2 separate regions of the Mus musculus genome follow, and region 1 is linked to region 2. Evidence: chromatin contacts called from ENCODE Hi-C data. All regions are on one chromosome and are shown on one strand. Each heading gives the region's core, a stretch centred on a gene start or an enhancer-like site at or near the end of the contact. The rest is flanking DNA. Distances are from core to core; before and after follow the strand shown.

What was found. A loop is a pair of places that touch in the nucleus more often than their neighbours do.
Region 1: a loop to region 2 is called in a map of left cerebral cortex, with 3 times the contacts of the local background. The contact joins the enhancer-like site here to the promoter of Khdrbs3 in region 2. A Hi-C loop is called at or near these places in 1 of 37 maps with a recorded cell type or tissue (left cerebral cortex).

What each region holds. Positions count from the first base shown.
Region 1 is chr15:68,734,797-68,740,796 of GRCm38, reverse strand. No RefSeq gene overlaps it. Among named protein-coding and RNA genes, the nearest start is that of Gm49415, 17 kb to the left of the region's middle. Within about 2 kb of position 3,849, at least 1 of the 3 ENCODE cell types and tissues checked has a DNase peak (open chromatin) inside an H3K27ac peak, as active enhancers do; it is left cerebral cortex, where a contact is called at or near this core.
Region 2 is chr15:68,924,734-68,930,731 of GRCm38, reverse strand. Khdrbs3 (KH domain containing, RNA binding, signal transduction associated 3) reads right to left here and starts at 2,312. Exons shown (of 9, transcript NM_010158.2): 1 at 1,899-2,312. The coding sequence starts at 1,986.

The DNA of each region.
Region 1 (6,000 bases), core at 2,600-5,099, 190 kb after region 2:
GAAGTCTGTTTGTTTCTGTTTTGTTATTTGCTCATTAAGCCATCTTTAACAGTTTGTTAAAGTTAGGCAAGGATGTCTGTGGGCCAAACATTCTCATGGACGATAAGCAACAAGTGGTCAGCACAGTCTTGTGATCTTTGCAAGAGCAAACTGGGGCCTCTGGCAATTCTCTACATCTGGGTTTTAGGATGTGGTTAGTAGGTGCCACAGAGAATGTCTTAGAGTTGGCAATATGGGAGTGGCCTGAGTTTCCAGCCTCCTGTTCCTATTCCTATCACAGAGGCTCAGCTTCTTCATGCCCTATATGTCCCTAAAGTACTCATTTCCATTGTAAATGTTTACAGAATGCTTAGCATGTGCCAGACTCATGTGAGACACTTAGATCATTACACAATAACAAGAGAAAATTTCATGGGACTTTATGTAGAAAGACAATTGTAAATAGACATTAAAAATGGCTTGGTGTGTTAAAAGGTACCAAGTGTGTCAAGGGAAAAAGGTAGGGTACAAGGTTCTGGAAGAGTGAAAAATGGCTTAGAGAGGGCTGGTGTTTCAACACAGACTGGTGTTGCCTCACTAGGACTGGACGAGGTGATTCATCAAGAACATCTGAGGAAGAACTTCCTGGACAAAGAGAATAGATGTGCAAAATTGAGTGTTGAGTGGAATTGAATCAGCGTGGTCTGGGGGCACAGGGCAGGCAGCTGGTGTTCAGGAGGCATGCATGTATGTGTGGTGGTGACGGGGAGGGTTGTGGCAACCATAGCAAACAAATGATAAACAAGAAGGAGACATCAGGGATTGTTCATTACAAGAATGGGGAAACCCAACTTAGCAAGATTCAGCATTACTTTCTATGCAGGACTAATAACATAGACCATAGGCTGTGACTAACAATAGCTAGTTGCTCTTAACTTCCTTTTCCAGGACAAGTGAGCAAGACAGTGTGCTGAAGCACCCGGCAAAACTAGAATTGAAGAACATTTTTCTGGGACATTAGAATTGGAGAGGAAAAGTAACTTCCGCCAGACACACCATTGAAGACTTCTGCCTGCCTGTCAGTCTATCCAGTAGCTCCTGGTGACCTAGTTACCCCTGGAAAAGCAGGACTTGAAGAGTTAGTCCTCTGAACAAGCGTTAGTTGACATGCCCATGTCGCTTGCTGTGTCACACACTGCCCCATAAGTCTGTGGCTGAGCAGCTGCCCCGCTTGCTGTACAGCACCGTGGGCGACGACAGTTCACAGCAACCTGCTATGTATTTTATGAATAACTAGAAGGGAGGAACTCCAACACAATGTCATGATAAGCTAGAAATGCTAATTACCCCGACTTGATCAGAACATATGGTATACATGGGTTGAAATACCATGCTGTACCTCATAAATATGCACAGTTATTATGTAATCATCAATGTTTTAAGATAGAAATGTTAATTCTCCTGATTTGATCATTATACACTGAATACTTATACCGAGGTTTTACACTGTATGTATGCCATAAATTTCTATAATTAAAGTAATTACTTTTAAAAAGATTTAAAACATTTAAAATATTGCATTTTAAAATCATCGCTTTTAAATTTCTATACGTATGTGTGTGTGACTGCTTGTTACTATGCACTTTAGTGCTACTAGTTATATTACTGTGTGCTAGTGCCCAGAGAGGCCAGAGGAGGACACTGGATCCCCAAGAACTTGGGTTACAGGAGGTTGTGAGCTGTTTGATGTGGGTGCTTGGGAGCAAGCTCTGGTCCTAGGCAAGAGCAGAAAGTGTTCTTACAGATGAGTCATCTCTCTAGCCCTATTGTGTTGCATAGTCTATAAATTGGTCTTGGTTTGTTCAGAAATGCCTATCTCACTTCAGAGACCTCAATGAGGGTAGATCCCTGGGCTACAGGAGGGCAGATGGATCATTTTGGCTGGAGCTGATATGATACAATCTGCCTCACTTCTGCCTATGCCTCAGTTTCTTATTCTACCTGCATACTTGGATTTTCTAATAGCACAGGGACTCTGGGATAGACAGATTTCTCGTGGTAACTTGATTCCAAGATAGCTTGGTCTTGAAAGCTATACAGTATTTATATTGCTTATCGTTCTCATCACTGGGACAGAAAAACAGAAACCACAAAATGGCAAAGAAAAAGAAAAACAGCCACTGCTTGTATTGGGCCTAATAAGAATCTAGAGCTGATCAGTGTTTCTGTAACTGCTCCGCTGACTGTGGGCAATGTTCATACTCCTTCAACTGACTATCCTATGTTTTTCTGGCTCTTAATCAGCATTTATTTGCCATGTCTCTGTTCTGTTGCGCGGTGTTATTTTCTAGGAGTCGGTCACAGCACACTCTTCAACTCCTGCAAGCGTGGGTACTTTATAAGCCTTCTTTTACAGGCTTCTATAGTTTTACATTGGGCTTTGCTACTGAACATAGTTCTATGCCATGCCCAAGTATCCAAGGGAAAGACACAGGCCTCCCTGTTTTCATTTTGCAACAAACACCCAGTGTCCCTTAGTAATAGGATTCAGTACATCTTCAGTATACCAGAGCCTTTTCATGCCTACTGGCTCAATGGCAATAGTAAAAAACTGACAAATCCCACTTTCATTTTAAATCAGCCAGACTGGGGCCTCTGGCAAAAGTATCCTTACATGAGAATTAAGATTTCTTGGCTAGCAAAGCTCACTCTTTAGGGGGAAAAACCCAAGACCCTACAAGTGCATCATTTGATGTTGTAGTCAGAGGACCCATTCCCAATTCCTCCCATAATTCTCAAGCCCATGCATTCTAATTAATTTACACAACTCAAGTTATCTGTCGCCATATCAAATAAAACATTCCGTGGATCCTGGAGGGAAAGCAGTGATTGACACCATCAATAATGGTTTGAAAGCATGGACCAGGGAATTCATATTATGACTCTTCAGATCTTCAACTAGTTTTAAAAAGTGGAATTACTTTTCAGGGGGTCTGAAAGTTATCATAAACGTAATCAGACTTTTAAGCCAGAAGGTAAAAGATAAACCTCACATTTAATTCTACAGAACAAATTGTCCAGGATTTAACCAAGAAAAGAGAGATTGCTTTACACATTTACAAGCATGGGGGTTTTAAAGAACCACTTCATTAGGGTGTGATGGGCACACAAAAGGCTGTTGATAGTTAATTCATACACCAATGTGCTTGGCAATAAGTATAAATCCATCAACCCTTACCACAGTCAGTGTTATGTTTGACCTCTACCTTAAGACCCCTCTGGTTTGTCCACTTGCAGGAGGGGTACTTAACCTAAGACTCTGCCTCTTAGTACACAGAACAATATTATTTCCCTTTGGGTAGAATTATCTGGCCAGAATTCTACTGGGAATCTAAAAAGCATAGGCCTTTGAGTCAGTCCCAAGTCTAGCTGATATAGCAGTAGAAAAGCAAGAAAGTAATATGCCTGCACAGGACCTGCCTGTGTGCAAAGGCCCAGCACTCACGTTCAGGCATTTGTGTAGGGGTGCATGAGGCTGAAGCCAGTTACATAGTGGAGAAGGAACAGTTTCCACAGTCTTTCTGCTAAGCTGTGTTTTCCCTGGGATATGAGGAGAAATACCACCCACTGAAAGCAAGAAGTGAGAAGCAAGTGCCGGTGGGGGTGGGGGGGGGGCAGGGGGAGGAACAGGTGTGGCTGATCACCTGGGAGAGGAAAAGAGACTGGTGTCTAAAGTTGTTTCCTGGCAGTAGGAAGGGGTGCTTTGACACTTCTGGTTCCTGATTATGGAATTTAATGAGGCCAGTCAATGCGACTGTGAATTTGTCTCCAACCTTATCTTTCTGGATGACAGTAGAGGAGCAATTGTGTTTTATTTAAGTTGAGTTTTCCAAAAGAATACAATGCGGAGGTGGGTAGGAGACTGTGAGTAAGAGAGACGGTAGTTCACTAACGTCACAGGAGGAAGTACATGGAATCAGACTAGCAATCACACATCAGCCCTGGGGTATGAAATGGTCCCGCTGAACAGATTCTGGGCATGGGGCACTGACAGGAGCTGCAGGGTGAACAAAGCTGGAAAACAGGCTAGTGCAGTTTGGAAACATCAAGTTTCCAGGGTGTAAGCTACTGAGTTTAGGTGGAAGGGATGAGAAAAGAAGCCAAACTGAGCAGAGTTTGAAAGACAGAAAAAAAAAAAAAAACAAAACCTCTTCCTTAGGTATCTTCTACCCTTGTCCAAATTACCTAATGTTGGCTTACCTTTGTTCAAACGAGCTCATGTATATTCACAGGGTCCATGACTGGATGTCACTGCCACCTGAGCTCAGGGGCAAGAGACATATACCATCCCCACACCAATTTCTCTACTCATGCCTTCTAGTACTGTCCCTTCCTTCCTTTCTCCCTACACATTTCTAAGAAGCCAGTCCTGCTGTGTGCTCTTCTAGACTCTCCCTCTTTCCCCAGAGCGCACCCTCAAGATGATCTTGCCACTCAGATCTCACAAGGCAGCACTCACAGAACTGGGCTGAGGGTAATAGTCACTGGTGACCCAGACCACAGAAAGCCTTGTCCTGTGGAGGCTGAAGGGAGAAAGCACATCCTGCTGAGGTCCTGTTGAAGCAAGAGGAGCCTGAGAGATGTACAAGAGCTGATATACTTGATGGCCGTCAGTAGATGAGTGAATTCCTACCCACAGGAGTCCACATTTCATAGCTCTCAGTCAGTGCTTGCTGGGTACCAGGCTTATTTCGAAGTGAAAGTATATTCAACCCTACCCGACTTGCTTTGCTTTTACATTAAAGCATTTAACTATGAGTTTTAAAAATCTGGTGGTAAAATGAAGCCTTTGCTTTTTCCATCTTTCAAATCAGTCCGTATCAGACAATTTTCGGTGTAACAGACACTGTCCTGAACACCTTGCCTGCAAACATGAACCTGCCAGCAGTTTCCATATCCACACCCATAGATGTCTCCCTCCACCCCCCGTGTTTCTGTGAAAACTGAATGAGATAATATATTCTCAAGTGCTTTGCAAAAAAAAAAAATGGATTAAAAAAAAAACAAACCCGTTGGGGACCGAATATAATTTGTATTTCTCTCATCATTATCATTTTGGACTTTGATTCCAGTTCCTTTTTCCATTGCCTTCTGGGATGCTCCCCGCATTGCCCAGAAATCTCATTCATTAGACACTGAGGATGATTCCCATATGGCCGAAGGAAGTGCGGCTTCCACATCGGCTAAATTAGAAACGTTTAAATTTTTCATCTCCTCCCTTGTCTGCTCTTTGGTCAATAGCTTATTCTGACAACTTCATTACCTCCTAATTACTCTAAGTTTCTATGCTCATTTTCAGTGCATAAAAAAAAAAGCATAACCTACTAAGAAAGGAATTTGTCATGCCAAATCCTTAGACTGACACTGTCCATTGCCTGATCATGGGAAGGGGTTTCTTCCCGTTCACCTGGGAATTGATTTGCAGAGAAGCCTCTAGTCCTGATACTGCAGCCAGCTCCTTCTCTGCACTCCATTGCAAGATGTAAGCCATCAGCAAGATGCCTTTTCTCCTCTCCCTTCAGAGCTGATTTATTCTTTGTCTATAAATCTTTGAGCAGCCATTCAGGAAGCTGTATCAGATGAGCCTTAATCTTTGTATTACTCATTTCTTAAAGGGATTTTAATCTACTGGGCTTTAATTATACATCCCTCAGAAAGTGCTAGCCTTTTCCTAGTGAGGCACTTTCTTCTTGTAATTTGATAATCGCTTTTACTTTCACATCTCATGAGACTATACTTAGACAATTGGGAAAGAGGTATTAGAGGTCACCCTGCTGATGATGCCACCCAAACCTGGAGATTTCTGCTTATTACGGGACCACCAGTTAACATCATAGATTCACAGATGACCCTAATATAAGCTGGACCTCAGACGGGAATCCATCCAGGTATAATAAATGAACGGAGAAGAACAGGGTGTCTGAGCCATGGTTGTAACTGGAATGACTTCAGTGTGAAAGG
Region 2 (5,998 bases), core at 1,063-3,562:
GCATCCTTCGCCGTTAAGAAATGTACTTCTTACAAGAATTACAGTCCGGATGAAAAGCAAGGCAACCGAGTTCAAAGCCAAACAAGCCAAAAAAAAACAAAAAAACAAAAAAACAAAAACCACCTCCCACAGTGTCTGGTTCAAGGAATGGAGCCACTACTAACGCCAGCAGACACAGGAACCGATGGAACTGTGAGCATCTGAACAGCACACGGTACGACAACACGACACAGGAAAACAACCCAGACTTTTAAAAGAACTCCTTACCCTTTGAAACCAGTCTCAAACTTGGGAGTCCGACCCAAGTTTGACTTGGTCTCTTCACCCGGAAAAAACGTACTTGGTTCTGACCATTTCTAATCCGCTGATCTCACACGTTGTACAAAGAAATTTCTTACAGAGATGAGAGCCCAGCAAGAAGCCAAAGCTAGACATAAAGATCGGGAGTGGGTAGTACAAACCTAACTGCAGGGACCTAACTACAAGACTGCTCAGAAGGACCGGGCAGCAAAACTTAAAATTCCTTTCCACTAATTTAAGACTGAACAACGCCCATGACTTTTTTCACAAGCTCCGGTATATTAAAGAAATCAAAATAAGCATGCCACTAACCATTAACGGGAGAGGCTGGCAAGCATATTTCTGTTCAAAGAAGCTTCACTTCTTGGAGAAAGTAATTCTCTCCACACCACCCCCACAGGAGGACAACAGCCTAATCCTGACAACTGTCTACAATAGGCAAGTAACAGAGGTCGTGGTTCTAAAACATAGGTGTCTACACACAAATAGAATATGTCTGCCTCATCTTTCTCTCCCAACAATAAGAGTCAGGACCAGCGCTGTGAACAGCATACCCCCAATAGGATCCACTAGACAAAGTGATTCATAAAAATGGTTACAGATCTGACCAGATAATGTTTCTGTCATATCCCTTAAAAAGAAGTATGGAAAAGGAGAGGGGTGAAAAAAAAAAAAAAAAAGAACCAGAGGTTCCCAGACCATCTTCCTCTGAAACATGAACCATGCTGGACCCGGGTGTCGCAGATAGATCCGGTAAAGGCAGGCTTCATTTACCTTCCATCCCAACAGATGATTCAGGAAGCCAGAGGAGAAGTAAACCTGAAGAATACTGTCCTGGGTAGGCGTGCCTCCATAAACCCCAGTGTCCCTGTCCTTGGCACTTCCCGGTTCCTTTTACCACCCGCGCTGGTTGGAGGAGTGTGAAAAATGGCACAGGCGGGTGGATCGTTTGGCAATGTGTTCAACCCTAAGCCTGACACCAATGAGGGTCACCCGACCAGCTTGTCTCAAGAAGAGAAAAGAGCGAGCAAGAACTGGCTCTCTGGCGGGCCTCCTCTACCAAACTGAGACCTTCAAGGGCCGCCTGCCTGCCAGGCTGGCATGAGTGCCCGCCCCCAGGAACAGCAAACTGCCCAGCCGGCGGCCGCCTAGGCACACACAGAAAAACCGTGGGAGAGAAGCTGGGCTCCTCCCTCGGGGCCGCTGGAGTCCTCCCCTCTATCGTGCTTGGAGGATCTGACCCTAAACCTCTTCCAAGGTCCCCAAACTTCACTAACAAACCAAGCACCTGTTCCCTTCACCTCCTGCGCAGCAGATTCGCCCAAGCCCATCCTTATCCCTGATGCGCTTTCTTGCAGCTCCTTAGATACCCCAAACACCCCAGGTCCCAGGGCGTCCCACTCTCTTTCTCTCTGGTGGACTCATCCAGGACCAGTCCAGACACAGGCTCCTACACGCTCTCTGTCCTCCTCCCAGAAGTTTCCCCTGGGTCCACCAGGGTCCCCAAGGAAGAGACTCCAGTCCCTTGCTGATGTCGGGCCTCCTCCCTCCTCTCCGGAGCCGGCTACGCGGGTGCCGTTAACGGCCGCCGAGCTCACCTCGGTTCACCAAGCGCAGGGCGTGCGTGAAGGAGGGGTCCAGAGAGTCCTTCTCCGCCATCAGCTCCGGCAGGTACTTCTCCTCCATGCTCGCCGGCCGCCGGGCCCGCTTCTCCGCCCCGCGGCGCGCGCGCGCCAGCCGCCCCGCAGCCCGAGCCGCCCGCCCCCGGCGGCGCGGACCCCGCCAGGCGCCTCGGCGGCTAAGCCGGGCGGGCGGCCGGGCGGCGGCGGCGGCTCGGGGCGGGCGGCGGCCGCTCAGCCCGGCCCCGTGGAGCCCCAGATCACCGCGCTGCGGGCCGCGGGCTGCAAGGCGGCGGGATGAGCGAAGAGAGCGGGCTGGAAAGCCGAGGAGCGCTGGCCAGTCTTGCTCGCCGGCTGCGACGATGCCTTGCTCTGCCACGACCCGCCCCGCGCGCCACCCCGCGCGCTCTGAGCCGCCGCGCAGTGCCCCGCGCCCTCCCCGCCCCGCCCGCCGCGCCTGCGCGCTATGCTGACCGCCCGGCGCGCGCCGCCTCGTGGGGGCACTGGGACTGCGCGGGCCCGCAGCGGGGACATTGTAGGGGCGCTTCCGGTCCCTAGATCAGGGGTCTCCATCCAGGGCTCCCCGATGAGCGTCTGTAAGCTGTCCAGCATTGCCTTGTATGTGCAGTCTGGGAAACTGAGGCTCATGGGTCAAGTGGCGCGTCCAAGGTCACCCGTCCTAGCCAGAAGGGACAAGGGCAGAGCCTTTGGAGCCCAGGTTCATACTGCCAGGCTCTGGGAACAGGCAGTGCGACCAGACTCCTGGTTTGCCAAAGCACCACGAACTTGCCCAACTTAGGTCGCTTTGCTGTCCGCTGCTATTTGTACGAAAATACCGCCGGGCAGGACTTAAAACGCCAGCCTCCTGAGACCCTTGGCGCAGAAGTCGGTTACATAAAAGCGCCTGCCCTTCAGACTGTCTTTGTCTTCCGAGACTTGCTCCGTGTTGCCCTTCTCCTTATATGGTGGTGTCTGGACGTGGATGAATGAGTCTCTCTAAACTGTCTCCAGTAGGGAACCTACCACACCACGCATGGTGGTGATGTCTTCTGTCGCCCTCCGACAGGCAACCAGACCCCAGCAAATGCTCTCCTAGGCTCCTTTTAGATCCTCTGAGGTGTGTGGAATAAATGTCTCACACTAGACCAAGGACTCCTGAGTCCCTGTTCAGAGGATATCATAACCCCAACCTCGATAACCAGAGTCCCTTGACAGTGCTCAAGACTTCCCTAGAAAAACCTTAATTGCTTCGTTTTTTTCCTCTCCCTGTACTCTAAAGCCCTTCACAGAACTACAACTCCGCTTTCACTAGCCTAGGGCTATCTTGGGGAACAGCAAATTTTGTCTGAGGGAGAGGTCTCTAACACCTGTTGTCAGGGACGGATGTGGAGAGAGCGCCAGAACAGTGTGCTGAAGGAATCCCCCAAGCACCTGATCCCTTTTCCAGCCTTGTGTGGACTTGGTTGCAGGTTAGGTACTACTGTAGCGTCCCCGACAACAACCTCCCCCTTGTCTCTCTTTAGTCAGAACTGGCAAGTGGCAGTAAAATACAGTGGTTAACTAGTTCTGACCTTTTAGCAAACTTAGGTCATTTGTGCCTCAGTCTCTTCATCTATCCTATGGAGATGAGAAAAGATTATTTCTTAGGAACCTCATAAGGATGTACTATTTCACAATCACCAGGCACAAAATGAAAGCCAGACTGTTCTGTGGCAGTCTCCCTCGCATGGCTGCTTTCTGAGGCAGAAGCTTCGAAAGGCAGCAGGCAACACCATCTGTGTGCTCCTTGATGCTGAAGACAGAGCACAACCCCAGCAGAGCAAGCTCATAAGGGTAGATCCTGCTTCTGACCCTGAGCCCCATGCCGGTCTGGCCATGCAGTGTGGCCCAAGTCTGAGCCTCACATCTGGCCCCCCAAGAACTATGTTATGTCAGCAGTCCCTGACATAACATAGTTCTTGGGGGGCCAGATGTGAGGCAGTTGGGGAGTTCTTAAGGGAAGGTTTTTCTCCCTTTACATCTAAATAGAAGCACATGCCTCTTGCTCTAGTCTCCCTAGACTTGAATTCCAGGGATCCTCTGACAAACACTACTGAGGAGAAGAGGCAGGCAGAGTGCCTGGTGAAACAGCGCTCCCTGCCCCGTGTCTTCCATTTTCTGCCTCGGTAGTAGTCTAAACTTTCACTGATGAGTATCTTTATTAAGCAGTTACTAATTATCTTTATTAAGCATTTACTAATTATCTTTATTATGAGCATTTACTAAGTGCCAAGCTGCTCTGGCAGCTTTATACATCGTCCTCTTGATACCTGCAGGAAAGATTCAGTTTATCACCATTTACTCATCAAGAAATCTCCAAGGCTGAGGAATTTTATACTTTGCCAACTGTGCCACCACTGGCAAGCTGAGATTCCAGGCCCTCCTAGTCTGAACCCTTCCCACACCTAACCCTTTCCCGGGTAGTGATCTGAGCCTGATTAGATCTCTGTCCCTCCTCCAGTGGTGCTTTTGGCAGAGATGTCCCGCCAGCAGCTGGGGAGGAGGACTGTGTACCATGAGGCCTACAACAGAGATGCTAACGCGCCTGCTCTGGACCCTCCTCCTCACAGAACTCTCCAAGTGGGCAGGTGCCCAGCCCTGTGAGTGCTCATGCTGGGTCCTCTAGGGGAGAAGACTGATGTTCCTGTAAGAGGCTCAGAAAATCGTCCCCACCCACCAGTCTGGCTGGACCATAAGATCCAGGGCAGGGCACCACCTCCATGTTTTGCTGGCTACTCTGCTGTTCTTCATGAAGTTACCATCCCATGGGTGATGGGTCTTGGAGAAAGTAATAGCTCCCCTGCAGACATCAGCCGGCAGTGATATAAATTCAAGCCTTTGGGATTCTAGGCCAGAGATCTCTCTAGAATACCCTGCTCTGGCCAAGCACTTCCTGTGGACTGAGACTGCTCTGGATTTAGAAGCAAAAGATGTCTTCTCCAATGGCACCTCTGGACAAGGGCACAAGGGCACTGTTGGCTTTACACAAGGCTTTACATCTCCTGTCCACACTCCATGGAGTCCCTCAGCTGGCATAAGGGAACATAACTACCTTTCCAAGTCATTGTCTTGACTCTCAGTCCCAGAGATGCAAGGAGTATCTCCCAAGCCACTGTTACCCATCATTCCAGGCTACCAGAAGGAGCACAGCCAAGTCTCTGCAACCCCAGAGGGATAGTTGTCATTTTATAATCTCCGCCGACTTCCAGGCCTTCTTTCCCAGGGAGAGACAGACCCTTGGCCTCTGACATCAGCTCCAGTGAATCACACACACTGCTGCTGTGCCTGACACCATCAGGGCATGCTCCAATCACAGCCAGTGTCTGTGAGCTAGTTTTCTTCTATATAAGGATTGCTACCCACATTACAAACTTCCCTTTGAATGTGTAAGAGATATGAGCCCTATGTTACATTCTCATGAGTGGAAAAGTTCAAATCTCATTCTGGCCCCCATATCCCTTACTTACTAGCTACCAATCTTTCCCCAGCAAGCATTATCTCTGAGCACCGGGAAAGGGTCAGTTAAGATTTATACCTCACTAACCTCCACATAGACACAGCATTAATGCTTTCTGACTCCTCCTTCTCTCTACACCAGTGTTATTTATGCTCTTGTTCATGCTCACCACACTGAGTCTTTGTCTTCTGTGTCCTTGGAGCCTTCTCAGCTCCTTAGCCCAGCGTCTGGTTGAGCAGTCAGGTCAATGCAAGCAGTCATGTATTCAGGGATCACTCCTTAAAAATAAATTCTCTAACATCACTGTTACTCCAATCTTCGAGACAGTGGCTTTGTTATGTAAGGGGGACACCAAAAGATGGCATAGCCTCACCTAGAAATCCATCATGAGCATGTTACAGCAAAAGACACCAAGAAGATCCACTCTGGGCTCTGACTCCAGTTTTTGCCATAGAAAACAGGTTACACAAGCTTAGACTGTGTGGCTGGAAGGGTAGAAAGCAACCCTGGAAGGAAAGGAGACACTTTGGAAGGCAGGAGTCACAATGTTCAGAGCACATCCACAGATCAGGAGTGACTCCAC